Regions from separate parts of the Homo sapiens genome. Here all the other regions are linked to region 3. A link is a loop called in an ENCODE intact Hi-C map of the cell type or tissue named here. Cell type or tissue: HCT116. All regions are shown on one strand. Region 1 has its middle 150 kb from the start of TRQ-TTG4-1. Region 2 overlaps EPM2A (EPM2A glucan phosphatase, laforin). Region 3 has its middle 250 kb from the start of TRQ-TTG4-1. Region 4 overlaps UTRN (utrophin).

What was found. A loop is a pair of places that touch in the nucleus more often than their neighbours do. Peaks named below come from ENCODE experiments on the same cell type or tissue, not always from the same donor. Only the 100,000 strongest peaks of a DNase experiment are listed, where the experiment ranks them.
Region 1: it touches region 3 in a loop (3-fold over the local background); 6 of 110 quality-filtered maps call a loop at or near these places.
Region 2: a loop joins it to region 3, with 15 times the contacts of the local background. A loop is called at or near these places in 5 of 110 quality-filtered maps.
Region 4: it touches region 3 in a loop (9-fold over the local background); 6 of 110 quality-filtered maps call a loop at or near these places.

Annotation. Positions count from the first base shown.
Region 1 is chr6:145,026,090-145,031,089 of GRCh38, reverse strand. No RefSeq gene overlaps it. Among named protein-coding and RNA genes, the nearest start is that of TRQ-TTG4-1, 150 kb to the left of the region's middle. In HCT116, a CTCF peak has its summit at 2,646 (motif pointing right); a DNase peak (open chromatin) is centred at 2,669; H3K4me3 peaks cover 393 bases.
Region 2 is chr6:145,631,161-145,636,160 of GRCh38, reverse strand. It overlaps EPM2A (EPM2A glucan phosphatase, laforin), which reads left to right. Exons shown (of 4, transcript NM_005670.4): 3 at 675-916. Among named protein-coding and RNA genes, the nearest start is that of EPM2A-DT, 100 kb to the left of the region's middle. In HCT116, CTCF peaks have their summits at 1,765 and 1,973 (motif pointing right); a DNase peak (open chromatin) is centred at 1,960.
Region 3 is chr6:144,929,298-144,934,297 of GRCh38, reverse strand. No RefSeq gene overlaps it. Among named protein-coding and RNA genes, the nearest start is that of TRQ-TTG4-1, 250 kb to the left of the region's middle. In HCT116, a CTCF peak has its summit at 2,650 (motif pointing right); a DNase peak (open chromatin) is centred at 2,711; H3K27ac peaks cover 3,151 bases.
Region 4 is chr6:144,645,914-144,650,913 of GRCh38, reverse strand. All of the region lies in intron 51 of UTRN (utrophin), which reads right to left. Among named protein-coding and RNA genes, the nearest start is that of SNORA98, 240 kb to the right of the region's middle. RefSeq lists an enhancer at 2,367-2,661. In HCT116, a CTCF peak has its summit at 2,425 (motif pointing left); a DNase peak (open chromatin) is centred at 2,326.

The DNA.
Region 1 (5,000 bases), 97 kb before region 3:
GTTTTCTAAAATACAAGAAGTGCTATTTAAGAAGCTTTGTACAATCTCATAATTGAAAATTTCTAAAGCTTTAAATATTCACTATTTCAGCTGTTGTCCCTTCCAGGGGTGGGGTGGAAGGGCTTATTTGTGATAACTTTAATTCTTGCTTATTTTACTCTTGAGCAGAACAAACTTAAAGTAGTGATGGAAAGCCCAAAGTAGAAATGGTTTAAATAAGATAAACATATTTCTTGCACAAGTAAATGAATTCTAGAGGGAAGTGACCATGGGATTAAATGATCCTTAAAGGCACTGGTTTCTTCTGTGTTGTTCTTCTGCCATCCTTATCACATAGATTCTACCTCATTACCTAACATGGCTGATCAAACTCCAGTCATCACTTCTGCATCCCAGGCATTGGGGTAGCAGGATGGAGGTAGTTTTGAAGAGAGTATCCATCCTTCTTTTGCACTGTACGTGCTTCCTGGAATATAAATACCATTTTCACTTATATCTTGTTGCCATCACTTCATCAGGTGGCCACACTTCACTACAAAAAGTAGAGAAATGAAGTTGTAATTTCAGGTAGCCATGTGTTCCTCTACAAATCAAGACCTATATGGCTAAGTCGGTTGGCAGTCTCTGCCACGGTAGGTAAACTCCAAATATCTTCTCATATGAATTAGCTGGTAATTGAATTAAAAATAATCTTTTTTAAAAATGAAGACACAGCTGGAAAAGCTAAATGAGGGTTGCTTTAATCATATAATTAAATCACTGCTAGCTAGATTATAAATGCGATGTAGCAATAGCACAGTATCTGCCACATATTGATAGTTTATAAATAGTTGAAGAATGAATTGAATAAACATCTGTTTAAGAAGGAAGAATCTCCCATCCTGGATAACACGGTGAAACCCCGTCTCTACTAAAAATACAGCAAAATTAGCCAGGCGTGGTGCCGGGCACCGTAGTCCCAGCTACTCGGGAGGCTGAGGCAGAAGAATGGCGTGAAGCCTGGATGCGGAGCCTACAGTGAGCCGAGATCGCGCCACTGCACTCCAGCCTGGGCGACAGAGCGAGACTCCGTCTCAAAAAAATAAATAAATAAATAAATAATAATTAAAGAAAAAAAAAGAAGGAAGAATCTCATATTTTATCTCTGCAGAATAAAACTTCCAACAATAAAATTATTCTGCTATTGAGAACTGACATAGAATCGACTTGCAAAACTGTCCTCTGGCTCACAAAACAGGTAAAGTATCCTAAATCATTAAATGGAAGCAAATTATCTGAGATCACAATTTTCATTCCATTCAGACATACGTTCCAAGATAAAACCACAGATAAACCGATCTAACTTTTCCCAGATTCATAAGCCTTCTGATTGTTCAAAAACCCCCGAGTTTACAAATTCTGACCAGTATCTCAGAAGACCTGCCTGTGATTAGCTCCAGCCTACAAGTAATACTGTCGCCTAACTCCCTCTTTTCTGAAATACCCTACGGTAGCCTTGGTATGTGTTAATTACACTAATGAATTTAACTTTGATACGCCTGTGTTCCTGGTGTTGCTTGGCTAGTAGTCACAGTATTAATTACCTTAACAAAAGATAATGAACATAATTTCCAGGCAATTTTTTATTAAATGCTATGCTCATTGTTAATGTCTGATTTCACAGAATATTTAAGGAACCGACATGTCTTCAGGATGTATATTGGACATTTCAAATCCTTTCTGCTAAAAGGTAGTAGAAATATAGATAGATAATCAGTGTGAGAACTGAAGAAGTTTTTTTCCAACACAAATTATGTGTTATCTAAATTATCCCTGGTAAAAGAGAGAAGAAATTGGCTGAGACATGGTATCTGTTGAAAAAAATGTCATGAGAGGCAGCAGGTACAAGAAAGAAATATTTTTGAATCACTGTCAACAAAATAGAAAATCACTAGTGAACAAAATAGAAAAATTTTCCATACTGAAAAATATAAGTCAGATACATTTATCTTACAGAAAGTTATTGCATTCCCCTGCTTTTTGTCTTTTCTACAAGCCTTAAAGGCTAATAACTAGGCAGAAATTGACACCAGCTTTGGATTCAGAATATATTATTATACATTTTAATTTTGCTTCTTATATGACTTGGGGCACCCATCTGAGTTTTAATAATCTCTTTTGTAAAGTAGAGATATTATATTACATTTAACATTATATGTTTAGCCATATGGCTGCCTTTTATGTAATTAGAAAACACTGTACATTTTATTTTACATGTAGACACTATATTATTATATAGTCATCTGCATGCATCATGTACTGCTGATGTTCATAGTTCTGTACTACGTATGATTCTATACACAAAATCATGTTTATTATACCTTATGAGCAATTCTAATAATTTTTCATAGATAGTTCTGAAATGTCTGGAAATGAATTGTAAAATAGTTTTTTATTCCACTGTAAAAACTATAACACAGATGAGTGGTTATGAACATTAAAAGAAAGTGGTAAAAATGTCGACACATGATAAGTTCTCCTTTTTGTGGGCCAAATCTGAGTTTTTATTCCCTAAGCCTAAGACAAGCATATTTTAATGATATAAACAGCAGAAGGGTAACATCTTATAGCAAAGACAATGACTGTATTAACGATAGTCACCTAACTACACTGAAGGCCACCAGAAGATGGCAGTCTCATTTCTTCAAGGAATAGAATGACTCTAAGACAAATGAATACAAAGATGACAGATAGCACGGGAGACAAAATTGTCAGGTCAGTAATGGATACTGCCTGTCAGCATAATTCTTTCTCCAGGTAAAGCCAACAAACTTGCTTTACAGGAAGTGCCAGAAACTAAAAAGCATGACCATCAATGTTATAGATTTTGCCAAAACATCATATATATGGAGAGTGAAAAAGAGTTCACAATTCATCTGAAACTTTTTCACCAATGGTTTTTTCTCATCCATCTTGGCACATTCCTCCTCCATGCTATGTCAGAGTACGTGAATCCTGAGCTAAAACGGAGGGCACTCCTTTGTAGTTTCTTCTAGATACATTTATTTAAAGAGAAAACACATTTACTGTGGTCAAGAGGTGACACTGAGACCAATTATCTAGTCATTCCCATGTCCTTTAAAAAAGATATTCCAACCTAAAATACATTTAAATCCAAAAATATATATTGTCTGGCCTCTTTCCCAACCCTGAGAACTTAGGCATTAAGGAACTGGACATAAGCAACACACTGGACCGTCAGGCTGCGTGCCTCCTAAAACCCCCTCCTATTGATCTTTGTGACTTTCAGATGTACCACAAAAGAGATACGCTGGGCACAAAAATTCAAACATTCTAAATTGAAGTTCTATAATGGTTACCCTGCTGTTTTATTTCCCGTCTTTTTGATAAGCTGCGTCTCTCCAACCTATGCATATAGAACAGAAACAATTTAGTTTGCCTTTCAAGAATCCCTCCCCTCAACAAAAAAGAACACTGACGATATTCACATTTTCCAAATGTAGATTCACGTAATGCCATTTTTTTCAATTCAGTTTTGAAAGCTTGAAGAGTGGTGAAAGCTCACATTAATAAGCATAACCATTTAATTTCCAAAATTAATAAGTGCAGCTCAACATATTGAGTGCATTACACTGGAATATTTGATGCCTTTGGAATTGCTGTGAAACAAAGAGAGATTATGATGACCAAATGGTGCTAAACTAATGATGTTTTCATAGTAGGATAGAAAGAGAGAGACATAAATATTGTAGCATGCTTACACAATATTGTTTCAATTTGTTGATGACAAAACACATTTCATCTCAATTAGCAAGTAAACTTTGTTATGCAGTGCTAGTCAGATTGCTAATAATTAAAAACCCAATGTGTCTTCAGTCATTATAACAGCACAATGATGAAAGGTTGTGAAAAGTATTTGAATTCTGTTTGCCATCCTTATTTGGGGAAAGAAAAAATTCCCTATCTTCCTAATGAATTAGTTAATAGTCCCTATGATTATTCTGGGTCTTCTGGAAAAGTTAAGATATCATTTCTCAGCGTTTTCCAATGATGATACCTCAATATAGAAATTGCGTCCAGAGAATCCCAGGATAGTTCAAATAACCACCCACCCCCCAGGAACTAATTTCCTGGCACTTACTCCACATACCTGTGTCCCCAATATCTTTGATAATACTCACTTTTTAAAGTTAGTAATTAACAGTTTACTCTGATATGTATGCTTTCTCCTACTTGGGGTTATACTCCTTCTGGGTAACTGGCCTACATGGCCAGTTTTATTTTTGTTTGTTTGTTTGTTTTGACTTGGGCCACATAATTGCTTTAGCATTTTGTGTTGATTACTTTAGCTACCCATTTTCTCCTTCCTTTACCTGCACCTTAGGCTCTAGACATAATTTTCTGCATTCAAATTATCACCAGCATCCATTTTTTAAACCCAAACCAGCTTAGGGTCCAAAGATGTCAGTTTCCAATATATTTTATGTTTATGCCAATTGCTAATCAGCTTCAATATTTACTAAGGACCTCTTTCACCCTAAAATTTTAAAATAGTGAGCTCATGCCCTGTAGCAATATTTGCCGTTTCAAAGTCCATGTGGTCCTGTGGTGCTGTGGTGCTTCCGTTCTTGCCTGGACTTTAATTCACCAGTATCAGTGGCAACAGAGACAGTGAACTGGACCTGCACATGGTACCCACAATGCCAGATGCTGTGCACATAAAGCTAAAAAAAAGGTGCTTTTTGTCCCCTGGGAACTTTCTTTTTGAGATTAATTTGATCTCAAGTAGGATTACAATATGATTATTCCTGTCTGAAAAATGCAGACTGAAATTTCTGGCACAAATATGCCTTAAATTTATTTTGTTTTATGCTGATCCAGAGCCTCATCTACTTACCAAAAAATTGAAGCGTTCAGCAAATGTTAAGGATTTTTTTTTAATCAGAGTTAGCCATTCTATTTAGCCATTATATTTAATTTTCTTTTACATTATAGGCACT
Region 2 (5,000 bases), 700 kb before region 3:
TTTTCTGAGTTTTTAACTTTTTCATTTCATTATTTTTTTCTATAATAAACCTCAATGATAATTTCCAAAAGGAAACTATATTGCTATTTCTCCTTCTTACCTTGCAGCATTAGATGAAACCTATAGAACACTGCTAGGTACTAATGGAATTAATGTTGATTCTGATCTTATTAAAAGAAGTCTGTTGTTTTTTAGCTTCTGTTCTTTAGCATATGTTAAAAGTCTCATACTATTTGAAATATTTGCATAGACTTTTAAACCGGAATGCCTGCTGAAATTTGTTTTTCAGAATTTATTTATATAATTACAGGAATTTTCACCTCTAATTTGTTAGCATTTGAAGTCTATTGATGGATTTTTATCATGTGGAACCATATATGCATTCATGGAATAAGTACAACTTGGTAGACTTATTTTAATATATTGCTTGATTTGGTTTGCAAATGTCCATTTCCTGGCGTTCTAGTTAATTGAAATACTTGCTTTCCCCAAAGCAGCAACACCAGTACTTTTTCTTTCAATAATAACATTGGTGTTCATATTCTAAAATATCTAGCTTTTCCTGTGCCAGACTTAAAGGTTAGTTATATTTTAATACTACATGTTTTATGCAGCTCCTTAAACCTCAAATCAGAACAACACTAGTGATAGTTGTCTCCATATGTTCTCATTAGAATTCTACCAAATATCTGGCTGGGTAGCTGCCCTCGTCAGGTGGAACATGTAACCATCAAACTGAAGCATGAATTGGGGATTACAGCTGTAATGAATTTCCAGACTGAATGGGATATTGTACAGAATTCCTCAGGCTGTAACCGCTACCCAGAGCCCATGACTCCAGACACTATGATTAAACTATATAGGGAAGAAGGCTTGGCCTACATCTGGATGCCAACACCAGATATGAGCACCGAAGGTAAGGATCAGAACTGTTCTGCCTCCTTGCTGTATTTCAGAGAAACCCTTGCTGTCTGTCTGTCTATCTATAATTTAATATCTTAAAAATGAATGGTAGAAATGGAATAAATATAAGATTTTAGATTTAATATATATAATACATATGTTTTGACACTGTGGCTAAGATTCTGTTTAATGTGGCTTCTTTGTTTATTCATTCAACACATATTTATTGTGTATGTACTGGGTATGCGGCATTATGCTAGTAGCTAGGAACACAGCAGTAAAGAAAGACAGGCACAACTTCTGCCCCCACGGAGCGCATTGTCCTATAGGGATGGCAAATGTTAATCAAATGACTAAAAATAGAAGTTTAAAACTATGATGAATTTTTTGTTAGAAAATATATAGATATTGCTATGAGATTATGTACAGGTAATCAGGCCAAGAAGTGGGGTCAAAGAGGGTTTTCTTGGAAAGTAGTGTTTGGGCTAAGATCTGAGGGTGGGCTGGAGGAAGAGTGAGTGGAGGGAGTGACCCAGGCAGAAGCAGCAGCTTAGAAGAATCCTTGTGGCAGGAGAGAGCACAGAGTGTTGCAAAAACTGAAAGACCAATGTGGCTTGGATCAGAGAACGAGGAAAGATGATCCTGCAGGATTTGAGCGACAAAAAGGACTTTAGACGCTATCCTATAGCAGGAAGAAGCAGTTGTACAGTAAGACGAGTTCGACACTAATTACAGCACAGAGGGGAATGGGTAAGAGAGGAGTGAGGACCGTGCTGGAGGAGGGTTATGCATGGGAAGAGCACATTCTGGGGAGCGACAAAGGGAGGCTGCGTGAATGCCATGGCACTTGAGGTGGGCATGGCTTTGATAGGTAGATGTGGAGGGAGAAAGGGCATGCTAGGGGGAAGCAGCAGCACAGGCTATGGCACAGAAGCATGGAATTTTAGAGGAATGATAGGGATTTTAGCCTGGTTGTAGAATAGGGTACTTGTCGAAGAGGAGTAGAGATAACTACAGTCGGCAGAGGAGAGAACCAAGTTACACCGATAGTATCAAGCAGCTGTCAGCAGGGGGCAGCAGAGAGCTTCAGAAATGGGAGAGGCTAAGGAGTTTGATGACCTCCTCTGCTGGGGAAAGGACAGTGATATCCAGCTCAGAGACGTTTCTATCTTTAGCCCTCTTCCCCCAAATGTATATTATGTACAAAACACTCTCCTAAGCAATTTACAAGAATTAGCTTATTTAATTCTCATAATAAGACTCCAGGCAGATATTGTAGCTGTCTCTATTTTGCAGACGAAGAGGCTGAGGCATGAAAAAGTTATTGCCCATGTCATAGAACTAAAAAGAGGCCCATTCTGAATTTCAAGGCTGGCAGTCGGACCCAGAACATTGCTCCAGACAGCAACTTTACCAGCTATGAAGCTTCTCCCTGCATTCTTACACAGACGCTTCAGGCAGGTTCTTCAGACCCATGCAATTTCAACCCCTTATGTTCATGATCATCTGGAGTTAGGCAGAGCCTACAAATTGCAAGGGAAGTAGCTTGTCTCCCCAAGAGTGAATGGTCTGCAAGATAAAAAACCATGAGGACCACAGGAAATCTACGTTTCTGGACCTTGCCCACCTCAGCCCTTTATGGATCTCAGGTGGTCCTCCTGGCCAGGCTGGGCCCCTTTGTTGATCTGTGTCTGAGCTGAATTGCCATTGGGGATGGGGTATAATGTTTGTTCCTGAAGGTGGAGAGAGCTGCTGACAGTCTGGTTATTCCTCTTGGTAACCTGACCTAAGGAAGCATGATTTAGCTGTAAGAGCTCTGCCCTTCTTCAAGGAAGAAAAAAAGAAAAACTTCATTTGCGAAGATGCACATTGGTTGAATCCAGGTGATATTTACCTTGTCCAGCTGGTTTTCCTGGTTTCAAAACAGAGAAGATAGTTAGGATTTGAAGGACTGTAGCTTCCAGAGAGCATTTTGATGTTAGCATCTCTGAATCTGATTTGACAGCATTGTTATCCTGTTGGAGAATGATGTGAGACGAGGCTGGGAGAAGTTAGGCTGCCAACTGTGCCACGCATCCCCCGCCATCCCATCCCAACCCACACACTGATTACCTGAAGGCTCTGCTGACAGATAGTAATTTGCTTGATAGTTTGGGACTCTGCAGAAGCCTGAGGGAAAACTGTATCCCCAAGGACCCATTGTAGTTGTGTTCACGAACCTTTTTTGCGGTCAGTGGGTTACCAGGTCACAGTCGTAACTGTTAGTGCAGTAGCATAGCTTCTTTCAGGCTGAGACAGTGCAGTGGCATTTGAGCTGCAAAATGCAAGCTTCCACGTGATAAAGGCCCAGCTGTAAGACCGACTAATGGATTTCTTTGGCTTGGCCTAACCTGGGGGTGTAATCTAAGGGTTAATAACCACTTCTGAGTGGCAGGGGAACTTTTTACCAATAGACCAATGTCTGTGGCTCACAGTATTAGCCCAATGAACACATAGATTAATCAGCTGAATATTTTTAGAACTCTAGAGAAAAACCCAGTTGGAAGTGTTTTGAGCTGCAGCATAATGCTCTCAGTTGAAGTCTGAGAAAGAAGACAGTTTGTTAGGCTTGACTGTCACCGCTAGTTGTCACAGACCTGTTATAATCAATCGTGTGATCGATCCTTACTCTTGCATGCTTTTGTCATATGTGGAATGGTGGTGTAGATTTCTTTTTTTAAAAAATCTTTTATAAACATTTTGGTTTGTGTCTTTCACCTAGGGAATGAAAATCTGCCAAATCTAACACTCACCTGAACAAAACAAAATGAAACAAATCTGCTCGTTAAAATTTTCTTTGCATAGAAGGTATTCAGGTTGTGTTTTGACCTCTGTCACTGCAGCACTATTTATAACAAATGTCTACCCTTGCCTCCCAAATGAGTTCACAGGCTTCATGAAGTCCTCAGCTACCCCTCTGTTGTCAAAGTCTGACTTCCTTTCCCTTGCTCAACACACTGATTTCGGCTCTCCCATTGCACGGAAATGCTGACCTTGGAGCCAAGACAACTGGGCTAAAGCCTTGTCACCACTGGGTAGCTGGGAGGATATCGGCAGGCTAGTTCCTGCATTAAGAAAATGAGGATAGTAATTTCCACCTTACAGGACTATAACAGTAGAATAAGATAATTGATATGAAAGGGCTTTGAAAATCACAAAGTTGGAATTGTAGGATTAGTTCCAAGTCTTTAAGTTTCTACCAAAGGATGTTATAGATAATGTAGATCCTATCTATATTACACTTCAAAGATGGAAAAAAATATGCCCCCCACATAATATATTCATCATATATCTGCTCCTGGAGTAAGAAAGGAAAGTGTGTGTGTGTGTGTGTGTGTGTGTGTGTGAGAGAGAGAGAGAGAGAGAGAGAAAGGCTGAAAGCTGCAGATTTCTTTCAGGATCAACCTTGGATAAAGCATATCTTTAGGGCCTTTTGACCCCTCTCTTTTATCTCAGGCCCTAATACCTCAGGCTACTTGACTTACCTGCCCAAATGCTCTACCTCTCCCTCTCCTCACAACCTTGGCTGGCTCAATAGTGCTTTCAGGAAGCTTTTGGTTGGTCCAGAGTCAGATTAGCCTGGAGCTGGTGTGAACCACAGGTTAGGCTAGAAGTGCTTAGTAGTGTCTCAGATCAAATAGGCTTTTATTGCTGTTTTTCTAGTCTTGTGTTTATTCATGGACTTAATGAGTGTGTATGGAGCATCTACTGAGAACTAGGGCCTGTATTAAATTACAGAGTCAGAAACTCAGAGGGTAGAATGTCTTGTTTGACCTGCAAAGGATTTACAGTTTTTCAACTTAGTTGTCAGCATTTAAAGTTTGGAATACTTTATGTTAAAAGATCTGGATTTCTGTCTTTTCTTGAGGTTTTATTGTTTTTAAGAATGGAAATGTCTTATCAAATTAAATTCTATGTGGAGCCTATCTATAGCTGCTCTGGTTGACACTGGCTTTGTTGAGCTGGGTACATCAAGATGAACCTTCCTGGGGACCCTCTTTTTATTCCTTAGTGGGTCACATATTAGGTTAGACTTCCTAGAATGGGTTTCAAGCAGA
Region 3 (5,000 bases):
TATTTTTCCAAGTGTTACTTTTTTATTAATTTGCTTGGACATAAACTCCAATGTCTGTCTCCCCAAAAATATGTACCTACTGATGTCTCCATTCTGTATTCTTTTCTTTTTATTTTTCTATTTTACCCTGGCTTCCTAGGTGTTATTCCTATAACTGCACAGTTTAGTAATCAGACAATAATGTAGATTGAGGTTGTGTTCAAACCCCTCAAGCCCATAAGTTTTCCTCCTTCTGTTCATTGATCTGTACATGGGCTGGGAAGTACATTCCAAGTTGCAGCAAGTTTTCAAGTGTCCCTTAACTTATACTTTACGCTAGGATAAAGCTAGGATAAATGTAGTTTCCCAGTAGGCCGAGGATATATGAAAAGTATATCTTAGGACTTTCATAGCTCTTTCTCTTCCAAGATCTTCTTATTAAATTTTTACTAGTTCACTGCTCACCCTAACCAGGACCACAAACCTAGATAAGCAAAGCTACAGGTCCTCCCCATTTATTTTCTACCAAGTTCTTTAGTTTTAGCTGACACAGCTATGGGGTTTTGTCTTTTTTCTCAAATTGATTCTGTCCCCTCTGGCAATAAAGCTGCTGGGTTTTTTAGACAGCACCACACTGGTAAAACTATACTTCTTGTCAACTGTGCTGGGGCAGGAGGGAGGATGGGAGCAGCCCAAGCAAAAGGGCATAGATGTCTGCCTTTCCTTCCCAAAGCACTCCAGGTTTTTAAGAATACATGATTCTAAAATTGTGGTTTACACACTCTGGGCTCTATGGTCAGTCCAGTGCCTGGAAATATTTCATCCTTTTGACAATTTTGTTCAGTTTGGCTAAAAGGATTCACCAATGTTTTTATGCTACCATAACTGAAAATCCCTCCAAGACAGTCACTTTTAAAATGAGTTCAGGCTGACATTACTAGTGTGGTTCCCATACCTGGTCCTTAGGAATCATGCCCACTGGTCTGCAGTTGGAAGGAAGGCAATGCTATCACAGACAGTTCACTCCTAAACCACAAGCTACTGCAGCCTTCTCAAGCATGAGCCAAGCCCCATTAATCTGATTCAAAACCTACAGAGATTGCATATCAATTTCTCAATGTAATCCCATTGGAGTTTTTCATGCTAGACTTGGGATTAGGGGCAATTGCCCCCTTTACACACACTCTCTCGTTTCATAGGTTGAACTCAACAAGATAGCTCACTGCAAAGAAGTCCTCTCCAAATTCTACTTATCACGCCCAATAATAGCCACTTTTTAGATCGTTAAAAAGATCTAAAAAAATCGTGTGGCTTGAGAGTCATTCAATCAGTGAACTGACTTACAATTCATTTTAGAAGGTGTCATCTAGTGTCTTTGGCCTCAATTGAAAGACAGGACAAGTCCCATTTTAATGTCCTGTTATAGGAATAACCTAATGAAATATTTGTACATACACAGGTTGAGGTTAGATGGCAACAAGAGTGTTGTAACATAGGAGCTGCAATATTGACAGCTTGCTTAATCCAAATAGAAAGTGATTCTGCTAATACAGGCACCTTCAATTTAGCTCACCCTTAGAAATGAATTGACATTATTCTTTGCTGTGTAAGAAAACAACTGCCTTCATGCACTGCTCATACAGACAGCTAATTAAATGAAACAAAAGTTGCTACAAACAGAAAGTTTCATTAAGAGGCCCCTGTGGATGATTCAAGTAATTATGTCTGTCAAGGGAAGATATTATAGGAAGGATGTTGTGTTTGGAGAGCACACAGTATTATTAGTGTTATATTTTGGCAGTCTGAGACATCATAGCATCCTTTAATGTATCAGTGCCCTTAAGAAGATCAAAGGAGAAGAAACCTCTCTGCCTGCCTTTTTAAGAGTTAAAAGAGATTTAAGAATGGCAGAGCTTGGCTGTAATAAGTAAGCAAACAACAACCTGCAGGTATCTAGTGATTCCTGTTTATAATTAATTAAGTAAAAGACAAAAGTCATTTCTCTCAGAAGGCAGTGTTTCAATACTGCCAATGTTAGTTAAGAAAGATTTTTTGGTGTCTCCAGCCTCCTTAGGGGTATCTTCAATCAGAAAAAAAAAAGATTTCAAATGAACAATCATGTATATATGTGTGGTGAGGTGTGAAGGTATATGCACATTTATAATAAGTACATTCATTTTCCATATATAGAAATGCAGCTTCCTGCTTAGGTATTTTTGGCATTCACTAAAAACAGTAAGCATGCTGTTAGACAAATTACCTCTCAAGGTCTCAGTTTCTCCATCTGTATAATGAAAGGAATCACAGATGGCAAATAAAATTTTCCTGCTGAAACAAAATGGTAGAGGCTCTATACCATAAAGAAAATGATTTCGAGGCTATTGAGGGCTTAGTAGACAAATGTGCTCTGGTAAATAAGTAATGTCTTTCATGGCCAAAAGATAGGAGAGTGGTAATTTAATTTGCAATTTTGCCATCTCTGGACAATATATCTAAGGGTTCTTTAACATCTTACAAATCTCTAACTCTATGTTATAGTCTGTATTATATCTTCTAGAGCAAGTCAATCTAGTTCATAAACAGAAATAGAACTGAGGTAGGAGACCAGCAGGACTGGTTTTCTGGACACAACCCTGCTAACCAAATCAGGGTCTGGTCCAGACAGGATAAAGTGAAGAAACCAGCAGGAACCAGCAGATGGCGATGAAAGCAATCTCTAGTGCCATGACTATTTACAAATGCCACGACAGCAACCCAAAAGTTACCCCCTCTTTCCATTCTAACAACCCCTAAGTTACTGTCTCTTTCTTAGAAAGTTCCAAATAATCCTTCCCTCAATTTGCATTGACCTGCCTCTTAATTCACATGTAACTGAAAGTGGGTTTAAGTGAGTACAAATACAGTTGCCAAGAGCCCATACATTGATAAATCTGGGTGCACTGCCTATGATTAGAACTTCTCTGCAAGGAGCAGTACTGTTCAACAGAAGATTACTGTCTTACTGGTGATCCGGCTTGCCCTTAAATTCTATCCTGGGTAAAGCCAAGGACCATCCCAGATTAACGCTAAATTTTGGAACCCATCCGTCCTGCAACAGGTTCACTCCATAGAAAATTGAGGATGAAACTGATTTCATTGGTAGGTAGACTGGTCACTCATTTATATGAAGAGATTTGGGGAAGTAGAGTAGACAGAAGTTCCCTTGCATCATTAACAATGGAAGTGTTTTTCGTGGGTCTAGTATTTTCTCTACAGTTTATATGCAATCACTCCTAGGAAATTAACTCATCACACTAAAATGTCATTGAATAATATCAATAAACACGTTTTTATTGCGATATTCACTTTATAAAATGCTTTTATACTCATTTTTTTCTCATGCATAGTTGTTATTTCATAATAAGCCTGTAAGGTAAATATCTTTATTCATATTTCAGGTGAAGAAGTTGATGCCAGTGAGGTTAAGTGAATCAGTTGCTCAAGACTCCCCGGCTATACAGATAGTAAGGGTTAGAGATGGGACCTGAACCCAGAGTACTTAACACTAAGTCCAAAGAGGTTTTTTTGATTGTTTGTTTGTTTGTTTTTGAGACGGAGTCTCGCTCTGTTGCCCAGGCTGCTGTACAGTGGCGCGATCCACATACAATAAAAATGTATGTGTTTATTGATATTATTCAGTGACATTTTAGTGTAGTGAGTTAATTCGCTGCAAGCTCCACCTCCCGGGTTCACGCCATTCTCCTGCCTCATCCTCCTGAGTAGCTGGGACTACAGGCACCTGCCACCACACCCGGCTAATTATTATTATTATTATTTGTACTTTTAGTAGAGAGATGAGGTTTCACCATGTTAGACAGATGGCCTCGATCTCCCGACCTCGTGATCTGCCTGCCTCAGTCTCCCAAAATGCTGGGATTGCAGGCTTGAGCCACCATACCTGGCCTAAGTCCAAAGAGTTTTACACCACATCACAGCTAATCCTTCACAGAAAGTAGTGTTCAATAGGAAGAAGAGAAATGGCGTAATAGAAATAGTTATTCAAGAAGGCAGGAATGGAGGAGGCTAGTGGTGGTAGAGTCAGATGTTTAGGAAAGAAAAGAAAAATCCAAGCCTCAAAGCCACACATTACTGACTCTCTCCTTTATATCTCAACATCCTTCACTCTGACTTTAAAACTCATATAATCCACAACCATTTCCACAAGGAGAACTGTTTATTTTTACCCCCACGCTCCCACCCTGCCCAAATCTACTCTTTCCACAGTTTTCTACATACTATTACATGGTATATTAATTTGCTAGAGATGCCATAAAACATTACCACAGACTGCATGGCTTAAACAATGGAAATTTATTTTTTCACAGTTCCAGATGCCAGAAGTTAAGATCTAGGTGCCATCAGTGTTGGTTTCAGGGCTGTCTTCCAGGAATGTAGTTGGCTGCCCTCTTGCTGTATCCTCATATAGCTTTTCCTTAGTCTGTGAATAGAAAGAAAGAGATGTCTGGTGTCCCTTCTTCTTATAAGGACACCAGTGCTACTAAACTAGAATCCTATCCTATGACCCCATATATCCTTAATTTTACCTTTCTGGAGGCCTTGTATCCAAATATAGTCACACTGGGATATAGGCTTCAATATATGAATTTTGGGAGAACACACACAGTCCATAACAACATGGAATAGCTTTTCAATCAGTTATTCCGGTCAAAATACTAGGAGTTATATTTTGAAGGTAGATAGTTTGAATGTGAGATGTTTGGGAAAAGAGGAGTCAAGGATAACTCCTAGTACACCACTGACTTCTCATCACCTCCATTGCTATGACCAAAGACCAAGCCACCTGCCCTCTCCTGGACTACTACAAAAGCCTCCTAACTGGTCTTCCTGCCAAAGTGGTCATTTAACCCTCTAAATCAGATAACTCCTCTTTTTAAAACCATCAGTGACTTCCCATATCCCTTAGAATTCAATCCAAACTCTTCCTAGTGTTGGGAAGGTATTGACTAATCTCCAAGTAACCT
Region 4 (5,000 bases), 280 kb after region 3:
TATTTGAGACAGAGTCTTGCTCTGTCGCTCAGGCTGGAGTGCAGTAGCGCAGTCTGGGCCCACTGCAACCTCCGTCTCCTGGGTTCAAGCGATTCTCCTGTCTCAGCCTCCTGAGTAGCTGGGATTACAGGCTCGTGCCACCACACCTGGCTAATTTTCGTATTTTTAGTAGAGACAGAGTTTCACCATGTTGGTCAGGCTGGTCTCAAACTCCTGACCTTGTGATCTGCCCGCCTTGGCCTCCTAAAGTGCTAGGGTTACAGGCGTGAGCCACGGCGCCCGGCCTATGACCAGTAATTATTAAAAGCCAGATTGAATAATAAAATATTCATCACATCAGTGAAGCCATTCCTAAAATAGCAATGCTCTATTGTATTCATTGACGTATCCCCAGAAATTACAACAGTCTCTACCATATAGTAGACAACCAAAAGTCGTTATTGAATTACTAAATTATCTCATACATATCATCTCAAACAACTTTGAAACTTTAAAACAAGTTGGAATCACCAATTAATACACCCACATATACACACTACTTAAATATCAAAATATCTTAATATTTTTTGATATTTCTTGCTTCTTTTCTCTTCCACCTCCTGATATGGTTTGGCTGTGTCCCACCCAAATGTCAACTTGAACTGTAGCTCCCATAATTCCCACGTGTTGTGGGAGGGACTTGGTGGGAGGTAATTAAATCATGAAGGTGGGTCTTTCCCATGCTGTTCTCCTGATAGTGAATAAGTCTGATGAGATCTGATGGTTTTATAAAGGGGAGTTCTTCTGCACAAGCTCTCTTGCCTGCCACCATGTAAGATGTGCCTTTGTTTCTCCTTTGCCTTCTGCCATGATTGTGAGGCCTCCACAGCCATGTGGAACTGTAAGTCCATTAAACCTCTTTTTTTTAAATAAATTACCCAGTCTTAGGTATGTCTGTCTTTATTAGCAGCATGAGAATGAGCTAATACATCTCCTCACAGGATTTCTTCACGTCATCATTCCTGAATCCAGTCTCTCTGTATTCTCCAGTTCTGTATGCTGCATGACAAACCTAACTGAATTTGAAAACTAATGAAAAAGTTACTTCCTTTAGCTCACCTTCTATTTCCTCATTAAAGCTAGTATACTAGTAGCTAATTTAAAATAAAAAATAAATATGACAGTTTTTAGAACACTTATACAAAATGCTTATACCTTGCAAGTTCTGTTTATGCTCCATCGAAAACACTTAACATTAAAAAAAAAGAAGTTCCCTTTAAGTTCCCGGCTTACAGATTTAAAATTCAAACATTCTTTATACTGTCGTATCATTCCCTGTTTCTTTAATGATTCTCCATATTCCAACCCCCAAATAACTAAACTGTGATGCAGTGCTGTCCAATAGAACTTTCTGTGATAATGAAAATATTCCATCTTTGTGTTGTTCAATAATAGGATGGCTATTAAACATCTGAAATGTGGCTAATGATGTGACTGGGGAAATACATTTTGATTTTGATTTTAATTCATTTAAATTTAAATAGTCACATACAACCAGCGGCAATGGTATTGGAGAGTGCAGCCCTGACTCCTAACTTTCAAGGTGCCACAATACAGCCTTATCCTACCTACCAGGCATCATTCCTACAATGTTCTAAACAACAGGCTTTCCTAGCATGCCCTGATGCACTTTGTACTTTTTCTCTGTTGACAGGATTCTATTTTCTTAAATAATAGCCTCCTCGTGTTTTGTTTTTTTTAAATCTATTCAAATTTTATCCACCCACTGAGGACCAATTCAATTTCCACCTTCTACTCAAAGCCCTGCATTAAAACCCTAATTCAACAATTCCCTATCCAAATCGGCCATCTCCATTATGCTGTACTGTTACCCTGTACCTTATTTACATGTTGCCTTGGCTTGTTTACAGGTTGTTTTGCCAATGTGCTTTCCCTTCCTTGTCACCCCAAGGGAGTTAAGCTCTTTAAATAATGAAGAAAAAAGTTAAATTTATTTGTTCCTCAAATGACCTATAGAATCCTAAACATAAAACCATTGCTCAATAAATACTTTTTATTTGATATGAGCAAAACAATTTGAATATATTAAAATGATTCACTCTTCATGTTTTGCCATAATAGAAAAGAAAGACATGATCTTGACAGACTTTTACACATTTACAAAGTTACCAAAATAGTCTCCAAATTCAAACTGCAAGTCAAAAATTCTAGGGCTTGATTTTAATCCATCGTTCCATTTTCTAAGGATCCCAAGTTACCCTGCAGATCTGCACTCATCTTAACTCATAAATTGCCCCCAGGACAGAGAGGCTCCCATCTTCCTGTAAATCATTCAAGCTTAACTTCATGATAGAAAACGTTAATTTGATTGTATTTTTTTAGTCATACTTTAAATTTTAAAAGAAAGTGCTGCCCTCTTGTGAAATGAGCTAGAAGATTTATCATTTCACTGACAGTTGTGTAAATACTACAAAGGGATTAAAAGTTAAATTTTAACATTAAAACAAAAACAGGGTTTATCTCAAAGTTGTATGTGTTTCCCCTGAGGTCTCTCCCCACTGTGCTTTTCTGCTCTGTTGGTGAATTTCCCAACCAAACAAGAAATGGATATTAGGGTAAACTGCTCGTCCTTGCACTATAATTGAAAAATAATGAATGAGTGGTGTATTTTCACTCTATTGGGAATGAAAGGCTGTAGTTTCTCTATATTACTGAAGGAATAAAGGGAACAAGAGCCAGCAAAGGAGAAGACGCATCAGTGACAACATGGGAAGACACAAGTCAACTCACTGTCTGACCTTGGGCAAGAGTTTAACCCATACATGCTCTACTCTCAGCTATAAAGTGATTATTTCAACAATATTCCAAACTGTGTAGAGTTGTGTTAATGTTAAGTAAGAAGTATAGGTGACATAAATAGCATAGTGTTTACCATCACACAGTAAGTGCTTATTATAAGTCATTTAAACAATAGGGTCCCTAAGAAAATCTAACAACTGTAATACATGTGGTCCTTTATTCAGGCATTCACTATGTGGCACAGGTACTAGACACCATGAAAAAATACATATGAAAGTATTATTTTACAGGAGCTTCCATTTTGAACTATCCATGTGTGAAAGTTGTTGATACCAAAATGGAATCAATTATGTCAAACCCTAGCAAATGGAGTTGGAAGGCCACGAAGGGGGAGCCCTCACTCACAAATGCCTGTAAAGGCCTTATAGGAGACATTCCCGCATTTACTGCACATTTGCCTGTAACAGGACTTTTAGCAAGGAAATTCCCCTAGACCGCAAAGCTCCAGATAAGCAGCTTGCACAAGGACATCTGTCTAGTAATGACGTCTTTAACAATGATTTGTCGCCAACTCTTACAGCAAGCTCTTGTAACCAATGATCTTTCTGGTTTAACAAACAGTTTATGAAGACTTCTCTTTGTCTTTAAAAGTCTCCCTTTGGTCCCAGTCTCCTTGATGCGCCTGTGATCTGGCTCAGCACACATTTTCTGGGTTATAATCCTCTGCTATTTTCAAATAAACTCCTCTGTTCTGGAGAACCTAAGTTTCTTTTCAGATTGACACATGAAAATACATGAAAAATTATTCCATAGTTTCATGAAGAACAAGTATGAGCAGATTCACAATTGACAGAAATGACCAGTATAAATCCTATGGGCTTTAAGGATCTAATTAAATATATCAGTTCACTCGAAACCTACCTGAGTGACAAATAATGAATTATCTCAATTCTAAGGGTACTAAGAACTAGACAGGAGAAAACAAATACCAAACTGAGTATTATCCAATACAGTTTTCTTTCTTTCCAGAGTGTGTTTTTTGTAATAAGATTTTGCTTTTACTCCTATCCTCTCTTCTGGAATTAGGATGAAGGGAGGATGAGAGATTGGCTGGACAAAATAGCATAGCAAGAGCAGACTGAGCTATTTTGACTATATTTCTAACATCATTAACAAACTTGAGTAACTCACACACTGGTTTTCATTTACCCACCACATTGGGTCTCACATGTAAATAGGTCCATTTACATAAGAATATTAGGAACAGGTGTGCCCATTTTAAAATGTGTTTAAAATGTAGAACATTCTTTGATTTTCGGTACACTGAGGGAGTTGTCTACATAAAGTAATCTTTAGAAAAATTCTTTTGTAATGTAGCAGATCTTTTGTCAAATTAAAAGCCGCCCCCTGATACATTTGCTTTCCCAGTTTGAATTTTTATGTGTGAGAGGTTTTCTTGACTTAGGAAAACCTCCCATTTCTTGATCGGTATTATGATAGGGAATAAAGGAATGTTGGCATGGTGAAGTGAAAAAATGCCTCAAGGAGAGTATGGATCTTATATTTCCTTAATATAATACATATTTTCTCTTTTTAAACAAAATCTCTTTTTAAAAATAACCTGTAAGAATGGAGGAATGACAGTCATGTTGTTCTGTTATTCTAATTAGTTGCTTGTCTGTTCAAATAGTAGACAGCCACAGAGGAACCTAGTAACATTTTGGTGAGCTAACTGTGGAAAAAAGTCTCCAATTAAATGCAAAGAAAGGAACTTAACATGCACACATTTTAAATTAAATAATGCTTTGACTTTACTGGAGTCAGGCAAAACCAGTGTTGACTCATCATACACTTAAGGGAATGCTTCTACTAAATAAATGAAGGTTAAAAAGGTGGAAAAACATGCCTCAATAACTTTTCAAGCCGAATAGAATTGCATGACACTGTAACCACTAATTTTCTTAATCTTGTAGAGGGGGTAGAAGTCTGACAAAGTGAACTGTTAAGTAAGTATACAGTAAAATCGAAGGAGTAGACCTAGGCCTTGTTACCATTTATTTAATCAGGTAAAATAGAATCTGTTTAGTGACCCATATGAAAGATCAACAAGAAAAGGATTTCAAGTTCAGAGAATAAGAGAAATGAACCCCTAGAGTGTGTGCTAAATAATATGTTTTCAATAAAGGTGTGTTGATTCAATG